Linked DNA regions of Mus musculus: region 2 is linked to region 1. Evidence: chromatin contacts called from ENCODE Hi-C or POLR2A ChIA-PET data. All regions are on one chromosome and are shown on one strand. Each heading gives the region's core, a stretch centred on a gene start or an enhancer-like site at or near the end of the contact. The rest is flanking DNA. Distances are from core to core; before and after follow the strand shown. Region 1 holds the start of Rps10 (ribosomal protein S10). Region 2 holds the start of Ilrun (inflammation and lipid regulator with UBA-like and NBR1-like domains).

Region 1 (4,850 bases), core at 253-2,752:
CCGGCCAGTCAGAGACTCCGCCTGGAACTATCTTGTTTTAGATGCTTACAGCCGCACCTGGTTTCTCAGCACTTGAGGCTGTGGCTGGGAGATCTCAAGATTGACCGCAGCCCAGGCTACAGAGCAGGACCAGACTGTGGCAGCCCATCTCAGTCCCCCATCAGACAACTGTAGACCTGCGGTGGGTGGAAAGACAGAAGTTAAAGCAGCATGGGGGCGGGGGAGGGGAGAAAAATTCCTCCCCTTGGCTTTCGTGTTGATTGACAGACAGTAAATGTCAACACAATACAAATTGTCTGTAAGGAGTATTTTCAGGAGCTGTCCTCCCAACCAGAGGTGAGGCAGTCCTTCACCTCCTCCGGTGCTGCCACCACGCATGGTCAGTTAATTTGATGCTGGCTTCGTGCTTGTGGCCGGGGTGTTGAGAAGACAGCTCATCAACCAGGCATGGTGGTGCACGCCTGCAATGCCAGCATTTGTGAGGCAGAGGCAAGAACAAAACCTTGTCTGCAATAAGCGAACACACACAATAAAGAAACCGTTTAGTCAGACAGGTAAAGGAGAACTAGAAATTAAAATCAACAAGGTGGGGTGCATTTCTTTGGGCATGGCTGGTTTTGTTTTGAGACTGTGCCTCTAGCTGGCCTGGAACTCGCTGTTTACACCAGGCTGGGCTTGAACTCAGGGAGATCTGCTTGCCTCTGCATCCGTACTGCACATCATGCCTTGCCTTTTAAATTAATTACTATTATTTATTATTATTATTATTATTATTATTTTTTTTTTTTTTTAGGGAGGGTCTTACTTGGATGTGTCTCGCCTGGACGCTACCCTGCCTGATGACTAACATTTCTTTTTTTGTTTGTTTGTTTTTCGAGGCAGGGTTTCTCTGTGTAGCCCTGGCTGTCCTGGAACTCACTTTGGGGACCAGGCTGGCCTCTGAAATCCGCCTGCCTCTGCCTCCCGAGTGCTGGGATCAAAGGCGTGCGCCACCACGCCCAGCATGACTAACATTTCTTATTTGAGAGGCTTTACGAAGCGTAAGTAAAATTTACTCCAGTATAAGCAGGGTTAATGGGGATGTCAGTTTCTTCCTGCGAATGAGTCTGGAATGTGTAAAAAGTGTACCAGCCATGTATGCTTTTTTTTTTTTTTTTTTTTTTTTTTTTTGTCCTTCCGGGACAAGGTCTCAGGTAGCTCAGGCTGGCCTAATCTATCCCTGAACTCTTAGCCCTCCGCCTCCATCCCCACCGGGCAATGCGGACCGGCCTCTCTGCACCAAGCGCCTGCACCCCAGCTCCGGACACAACTCACGGGCTAGCAATCTCCAGGTGGGGGCGGGGTGGAGGAGGGGGCGGGAAGCGTAGCGGGATGGCTCGCACATGCGTCCTAGCACCGTCCCCACTCCTCAGGCACTGCCGAGGGCACCCCAGGCAGCGCGCGGGTCCTGCAGGGAGGCGGAGCCGCGCAGCCCGGAAGAGACGCTGCGCCGCGCACGCCCCTTCCTTTCCAGCCTCCGCCTCGGACCCTGCAGCCGCCGCGGTGAGTTCCTCCGGCGTCCGGGCTCCATCTGTCGCCATCCGGGCCGCAGCGCTGCCGTTGAGGGCCCGCGTCCTCCGGGGGAGGCGAAGGCCGTACTCGCCCTTCCAGCCGCTCGCCGCGCCGTGCCCAGAGGGCTTTTGTGGGGGGACGCAGCTCTGCGACTCAGAGTCGACTGAAGAAGACCGGCGTCCCGATGGCGGCGGGTGGAGGAGAGGAGTTTGAAGGCCACGTGTGGCGGGAAGCGCCCGGGCCAGGGGTTCGGCTCCCGCCTGCGTGCGTCCCTTTCGCGGCAGACCCCCTCTCTCCTCCCTGCTACCCTCCGGTCTCTGCGTTACCTTTGGGGAGGACTTTTCAGGGGAGCACCGAGCCCGTTACTTTAGTGCTCCCTCTGCGCAGGAAGTGGAGCCCTTTCTCTGGCCCCTCCTTGTATTCTTTAAGGAGTCCCCCGATTTTGCTCTAGGTACGACCTCTGGTTCTGATGGCCCCCAAGTATGGTTGACAAGGTTCTGTGTCTACCTCCCACCCCCAGTCACTTGGCTGTGAGAGCCGTGACAGCAGATACATGGGTGCCTTTTGTGACCCTATTGCATTAACTTCCTGGTAGCTTTCCTCCAAACTGTGGAGGTGGAGGGACCTGGTCCCTATGGTGCCTGTCTGGCGTTTTCACCCTGTGACAGTGGTGATTTGGATTCTGGCCATGATGCTAAACCGTCACGTCTTTTTTGCAGATGTTGATGCCTAAGAAGAATCGGATTGCCATCTACGAACTCCTTTTTAAGGAGGGCGTGATGGTCGCCAAAAAGGATGTCCACATGCCTAAGCACCCGGAGCTGGCAGACAAAAATGTGCCCAACCTTCATGTAATGAAGGCCATGCAGGTGTGGAGAGGGACACAGGTGGGAATAGGTCTGCCCTTCCCGAGGAGCCAGCTGCTGACTGACATGTGTCTATGTCCTGCAGTCTCTCAAGTCTCGAGGCTACGTGAAGGAACAGTTTGCTTGGAGACATTTCTACTGGTACCTTACGAACGAGGGCATCCAGTATCTCCGAGACTACCTGCACCTACCCCCGGAGATCGTGCCCGCCACCCTGCGTCGCAGCCGTCCCGAGACCGGCAGGCCTCGGCCCAAAGGTACTGATTCTGATTGCCCCAAGGGCCGCCTCAGAAACCGTTTTTTGGGGGTGTATTGGTTGCACAATTGCTTTTGAGATAGGGTCTCATGAAACCCAGAGGGGCCTTGAGGTCCTTATATAGCTGGGAACTTTAAACAATCTCTGATCCCATCTCAGCCTGAGGGTTGGAGGTCACAGGTGTGTTCTACCTCTCACAGCTTAGACTTTTTTTTTTCTGGTTTTTCAAGACAGGGTTTCTCTGTGTAGCCCTGGCTGTCCTGGAACGCACTCTGTAGATCAGGCTGGCTTCGAACTCAGAAATCCTCCTGCCTCTGCCTCCCTAGTGCTGGGATTAACGGCGTGTGCCACCACGCCCGGCTGCTTAGGCATGTTCTTAGAGCACAGTGGTGTCAGGGCAAGATCTCAGGTGATATCCCAGAATTCTGTGAGATGGCCTTGAATTTGAACAGTTTTCATGGCTACAGCCTCCCCCAATGCCTGAGTGTGACCCGGTGGTGTGGCAGAGCACTGTCAAGCAGAGTGGTTTTGTGTATTTACTTGGCCAGGGGAACAGAAGTGAGGAGGAGGAGGAGGGAGAAGCCAGCTGTGTATAAGCATGACCTGAGGGTATGCTTGGGGGGGGGGTGTCTGGAACGTCCCTGGTTCCTGAGATCACTGCTGGCCTGCAGTCCCTTGAACTAATGTAGTATCTACAGGCTGAAGTGATGGGGTAAAAATATTCCTGAACACAGTTGGGTTTTCCTGGAGAGTGCTTAGCCCAGGAAGTTGTGCAGAGCACACCTAAGGGATCCTAGCAGTTAGGGGGTCTGTGTCTCTGCTGAATGAATACCCTGGGTGAAACCAAGTTCGTTAAGGAGCCCGTGGTGGTGCATACCTTTGATCCCAGCACTTGGGAGGCAGAGGCGCTGTTGAGTTTCAGGACAGCTAGGACTGACTATACAGTGATATTTTGTGAGTCACATAAAGTCAAACCAAAAAATAAAAATTAGAAATTTGTGGCAATAATTTGGGCACTTTGAGACAGGGTTTCTCTGATTGTCCTAAATCAGATCAGGTTGGCCTTAACTCAGATCTGCCTGCCCCTGCTTCCTGAGTGCTGAGATTAAAGGTGTGTGCCAACCCACCCAACCTTCCAGGTAAAAATGTTAATCCTACCTCCCGCTCAGGAAGCAGGGGCAGGCTAGGCTATAGAGCCAGATCCCCTCTAAAACCATTCTAGGTGGATATGTGCTAAGTAAGTCCCTCTGAGTGGGGTGTGTGGGAGGCAAGGGTAAACTGGAAGGTGTGTGGAGGTATGGAGACAACTTTGAAAATTGTGTCTTTTCCCAGTGAAATCTGTGGTCAAGTTTAGGTCTCTGAGATTTCATAGCATCGTTTATGGACTGAACTGCCACTGGCTGCTTGCTTGTGGTCTGGTTTTTTGTTGGTTTTGCTGTCCTGGAACTCACTCTGTGCCAGGCTCCTGAGTGCTTGGATTAAAGGCTTGTTACCACCACCCAGCTTGTTTTAACCAAGATGTGAGGAACCGAAATACTGGTAGTGATAATTTCCTGTGGGGACATCAAAGTTTGTGGCACTGTTCTGGGTGTGAAGGACTGATACTCCTTTATAGTCTGGCTCCCAGAGAGAGCTGGAAGCACACCGCACTGCCAGCTTCTCCTGCTCTTCAGTCATTTGCTGCCCTGCACTCACAATATCTTTTGGTTTCTGTAGGTCCAGAGGGTGAGCGACCTGCAAGATTCACAAGAGGGGAGGCTGACAGAGACACCTACAGAAGGAGCGCTGTGCCCCGTGAGTATCTCCTCTCCTCTGCCTGGGGTTGAACTCAGATTCTTAGCAGCCCTCCATGGAATGCAGTCCTTGCTGCCAAGGCAGCCAGGAAAGGTCCTGGTGTGGGAACTAGAGGGAGGCCTGTGCTGGAACACTGAAGGCCAGTGTTGGCAGGGCTCAGCCGACATCCCTCTGTCAACCCCGTGGGACCTAGTGTTTGAGAAAGAATGCTTGCCCTGAGCCTGCCAGGTGTGCTGGGCACCTGTGGGGGTTGAGAACATCTCCACGATGCCCTTGTCATTGAGTTCCCACTGTCACTGGTGCAACAGTGCTGCAGGTGGGTCAGAGAAGCAGGCTCATGGGAGGGAGGATCAAGCAAACACCTAGAAGAGCCGGTTTGACTC
Region 2 (4,710 bases), core at 881-3,380, 190 kb before region 1:
CTCAGATTCCACAGTGGAAGGAGAAAACCAGCTCCCAAAAGTGTCCTCAACAGTTCACACTTGAACCCTGCCCACATCTAGCCAGGGTGTGAGGCCAGACCTGGTGACTGCCGTTCTCTCTCATGTCACCTCCCACTCCTCTGAGGCAGGGTCTCTCTCTAATCCTGGAGCTTGAGTTTGCTCAGCTTTTGCTTTCTTTATTGAGATAAAGTCTTATGCTATTCAAACTGTCTTCAAACTCATTCTGAAGCCAGATTGGCCTTGAACAGATAGCAATGCCCCGACCTCAGTCCCCTATATCGATTCCCAGTACTGGGATTACAGATGACGGAATCTACCCTGTCTGGGATTACTGATGGAAGCCACCCTGTCTGGCTCTTATGATTTGTTTTGTTTGAGACAGTCTCGAGTCACCAGGGCTGGTGGAGGCTGGCCTCAATTCCTTATTCTCCAGCCTTTGCCTCCCAAGTGCTGAGATCACAGGTGTGTCACCATATGAGGCTGTCTTTTGGCTTTTTTGTAGCCAAGGCTCACTTTGACCTCACTAAGCAGTTAAGGGTGGCCTTCCATCCTGATCCTCGGCCTCCTCATGTGGGGATTACAGGCATGTGATATGAAGCTAACCTGGTAGTTTATGTCCTAAGAAACCATGACTAAGGAGAAGAGAGTGTCTGAAGCACTGCCAACGGTAGGAATACACAAACTGTCACACTGATAACCCTGAGCTCTGGTCCTCATGATCTCACAGCTGCTGTTCATGAGATAGACACAATTCAAACACATCCGTAAACATATTTTGTCAATCTTTAATCAGGTTGAACTGTTGAGCAAACTATCAGCAATAACTGCATTTGCTCAAGGTTCTGCTCTGAAATTTGGATATGATAACAATCACCAGGCGATTTTGAGCCTCCTCCCAGGCCCACTGACTTCAGTTGAGTCTCTTTTCAGAAGTAGTTGTGACAGTAGTTATCCCAGCAAGTAGGGGTAGGAGGATGAGATCAAAGGCAACTCCAGGAAGAAAGCCCGCCTCTGCCTCTTGAGTGCTGGGGTGGTTTATTTTTTAAAGGCAGGGTCTAGAGTATCTCTGGCTGGCATCAAACACACAGAAATTTGCCTGCCTCCCCAGTGCCGCCACCCTTGGCTGTCAGCCAGGCCTTATATGCAAGAGCGAAGTATCTCTGCTCTCAGGAACCCAGGTCTTCATACCTTCGGGGAAACAGCTTAAGCCAAGTCCCCAGTTGCCCAGTTTCTTACCCACCCCCATCCCTGTACCTAGTCATATCTAACAGGTGACACTGAGAAAATACTTGGTGACAGAACGGGCAGATGAGTCTCTCCACAGCTGAGCTTCTTAATCCTTCAGCTTCAAATGGAGCCTCACATTAGTAGATACACTGGATACTGTCTACAGTCATTTTTTTGGTCGTGGATTTTAGAGACAGAACAAGATTTGCTAAATTCTAGGGTATTGACCTTTCTTTGCAGAGGATCGGTTCCTCTGACCTGTAACTGGTGCTTGCATTAGGCTGCCTTTATTTTCTGGAAACGTAATGCTAAGGTTGCATAGTAACATAGGCAGTCATGAGAAACTCAGGTCAGAATCCAGAGACTAAGCGTGCACCGCCGCGACCTTGGGAAAATGTCTGTTTGAATACTAAGTCCCCTGAGAGCGGAGCAGCAAGAGTCCGCTCTGTGCTGCCCTTTGCCCTTTGCCCCAGTCCCAGCCTCTGTTCCTGTGGCGACTTCGGGTTCCCAGCCTGAGCATGGGTGGGGTCGCTCGTCTCCGAAGCACCTCTCAGACTCGTGACTCCTCCCACGCAGTGTGGGGACTCAGGCGAGGACAGAGACCCGCCCAGTATCCGCTCTTTCCGGCTTCCCGTTTCCTGCCCCCTCCGCTCTGTCGCGGTGAGGTCACGCGAGAGACGTCACCGAGTTATGACGTCACTGAAGGCGGGCTTTCGGGAGAGGAAGGGGCGGGGTCCGAGCGGCCCCGCGCGTGCGCGTTGGGCGCGGCCCGGGAGGAGGCGGAGGCGGCGGTGCTGCGAACCGCGGCGGCAGCAGCGGCGGCGGCGGAGGCGGGCGCTGGGGGGGGTGGGAGGGGGGGGAGCGCGAGCCCCAGAGCCAGCGAGAGAGGAGCGAGCGGTGCGGTGCGGCGCGGCTCGGCGCGGCGCGCGCAGCCCATGAGGCGGTGAGAGGCCTGGGGCCTGTCTCGGAGCAGTGCGCGCGGCGCCGGCCAGCAGCGGGCCGCCCTTCGTGGGCTCGGGCCCGGGCGCGGCGGCCGCCCGTGGAGAAGCAGGTCGGGGCGGTGGAAGCTGTGCGTCCGGGCCCCCCGCCATGGAGGGCATGGACGTGGACTTGGATCCGGAGCTCATGCAGAAGTTCAGCTGCCTGGGCACCACAGACAAGGACGTGCTCATCTCCGAGTTCCAGCGGCTACTCGGCTTCCAGCTCAACCCGGCCGGCTGCGCCTTCTTCCTGGACATGACCAACTGGTGAGTCCGCCCCACGCGGAGCCAATCCTGCTGGCAGCGGCCTCGCGGCCCCGAGGGCAAAAACACCGGAGCCCGCTCGTGGAGTACTCCCGGGCAGGGCAGGGCCCAGGCCGGGAGGTGGCAGGGAGTCAGAGCCCGAAGAACATGGGAAGAGGGGAGAAGTGGTGAGGTGGAAGCCAGGGGAGTCGATCTGGGGCGAAAAGCGTGTGTTCTGGGAGTAGAAAGCACAGGAAACGAGAGTTGCGAAGTGTTTTCCTTTTAAATAGGTGCGAAGTGTAGGAGCTGAGGATGACAGAACGGTGTGGAAACTCGAGGGAGTGTGTTAGGTGCTGAGGTCGAACTCTGGGCGCGGGAGAGGTCTCGGAGCTGAGAATAGATCTTGTGTCTCTTTGAGGAGATAAGGGCGAAAACGACTTTTGCGGCGGAGGGAACACAAATTATAATCAACTGAGTATGGTGAGAAAGGAAGAGTTGTGCCAGGGAGAAGTGACATCTAATGGAGGCGCCGGAGCGCCAGGCCTGCGACGAGGACTGGGAAAAGTCTTCAGAAAGTGGAGGGAAGCTGATCTTGGAGGCAGGAACTTTGTGAAGACACTGGCGTGCTGGGCAGAGGCTTGGCCTTGGGAACTTTGACGAGCTTACTGATTGGATGGGCTTAGTTGACAGAAAACTGAGAAATGTATAGGTTGGGGGCCAGGGGTTCTGGCTTGTAGTTGGGTTGTACAGGCTGAAGTGGAGCTGTCTCCAGGCACCGACGTGTGTCTTGGTTCTTAGAGCAGCACTTGCTGTTTTTGATAAGCAAGAATACTTTCTCTTGGTCTCCAAGTAGGGATTGTTAAGTTCACTCGGGAATTTAACCATTAGACTGGAGACCATTAGACGGCCTTTGAAAGGCTCTCAGGTGAAGCAACTAATCGGGATTTGAGCAAAAAGCAAGGGGGTGCATGCCCTTTGCCCCGTGTTGAGCGTTCAGTGCCCTGACGTGTGGAATCTTGTTTCTCTTGGCATCCCTTGAACAAACTCCCATTATTTCCATGTCCACCCAGTGCCTCGAGCAATGTCTGAAAAGAGGTTGTAAGCTTAGATTTTTATCCTACTCCTGCCTAGTGCTCCCCCACCCCACTCCAAAGATGCTTATCTGTGATGAGAACCAGAGGTGAAGTGTTTTCACTATTGGTCTTAAAAAAAAAATGACAAGAATGGGGCTGATATTTTAGTGTCTGGTAAACTGGGAGGCATTGAGGCACAGCCTTTTAGAGTTAAACAAGTACTTGTGAGTTCTGTTTGTGTCTTCGTTTATTTTTATTATTTCCTAATTGTGAGTATGTGCATGTGTACAGGTTCTTTTGGAGGCCTGAGGCATCGGGTACATGTGGGCTGTGGGGTGCTAGTACTGGGTGCTAGAGATGGAACTCAGACATGCTGTTGAGTGTCTCTCCAGCTCCTGGGCTTGTATATTGGGTCCAGGTGATCTGATGCAGGGAATGGAGCTACTTTTCTGAGCACCAACTAGATGGGTTTCATTTGGGCACACCTTTAGTCCTTGCAGTCTGGAGACTGAAGCTGGCACATCTAAGTGAGTTGAGGCCAGGCTGGTCTACATAGCAAGTTCCAGGCCAGCCAGGGTATATTGAGAGCCTGTTTAAAAAAAAAAAAAAGAAAAAGAAAAATCCTGAGCACAGCCTATGACTGGTAGGTTGTGGATGGATGCAGGAGTGGGCATTGCTCTAGTCTAGTTCCTAGGAGCCTCTAGCTTGTGTAGAGCGTTGCTGCTGTCTGTCTCCCACATCCCAGCTTCTTTTTCCCCTCTTATTTACACTAGGTAGCTTGGTGGTTTGGTAGGGAAAGAACACTATTTCTCCCTAGTTCCTCCTGATGTGACTATTTAAATACTGAAGAGACTCGGGACCATTGATCCTTAGTCTTGTGAGTGCTGGGATTACAGGTGTGAGCCATCAGGCCCAGCTAAGTTTTTAGTACTGCCAGTGTTGCCTGGTTCAGCTCTTCTGACTATAAACCCACCAGAATTAGCTTTGTATGCTTGAGGGGTGTGTGTTTTCTGAGACGGTTTCAGAGTTTGTGACAGGTGAGTAACAGGCAAGGCATGTGGCTGAGAAAAGTAACAAGAACATGGCTCCCCCAGCCAGATGTGGTTGTGCAAGCCCCAGCACTCTGGAGGCAGAGGCAGAGGCAGGCGGATCTCTGTGGGTTCCAG

What was found. A loop is a pair of places that touch in the nucleus more often than their neighbours do. ChIA-PET counts read pairs that join two places held with the same protein, here RNA polymerase II (POLR2A).
Region 2: a map of left cerebral cortex shows a loop between it and region 1 (3-fold over the local background). The contact joins the promoter of Ilrun here to the promoter of Rps10 in region 1. A Hi-C loop is called at or near these places in 1 of 37 maps with a recorded cell type or tissue (left cerebral cortex). POLR2A ChIA-PET finds 5 or more read pairs at or near these places in 1 of 5 experiments (Patski).

Annotation. Positions count from the first base shown.
Region 1 is chr17:27,631,896-27,636,745 of GRCm38, reverse strand. It overlaps Rps10 (ribosomal protein S10), which reads left to right and starts at 1,502. Exons shown (of 6, transcript NM_025963.4): 1 at 1,502-1,542; 2 at 2,271-2,420; 3 at 2,503-2,674; 4 at 4,390-4,467. The coding sequence starts at 2,271. Gm15420 (predicted gene 15420) reads right to left here and starts at 1,502. Exons shown (of 2, transcript NR_167724.1): 1 at 1,315-1,502; 2 at 1-176.
Region 2 is chr17:27,817,962-27,822,671 of GRCm38, reverse strand. It overlaps Ilrun (inflammation and lipid regulator with UBA-like and NBR1-like domains), which reads left to right and starts at 2,130. Exons shown (of 5, transcript NM_001033279.3): 1 at 2,130-2,495. The coding sequence starts at 2,338.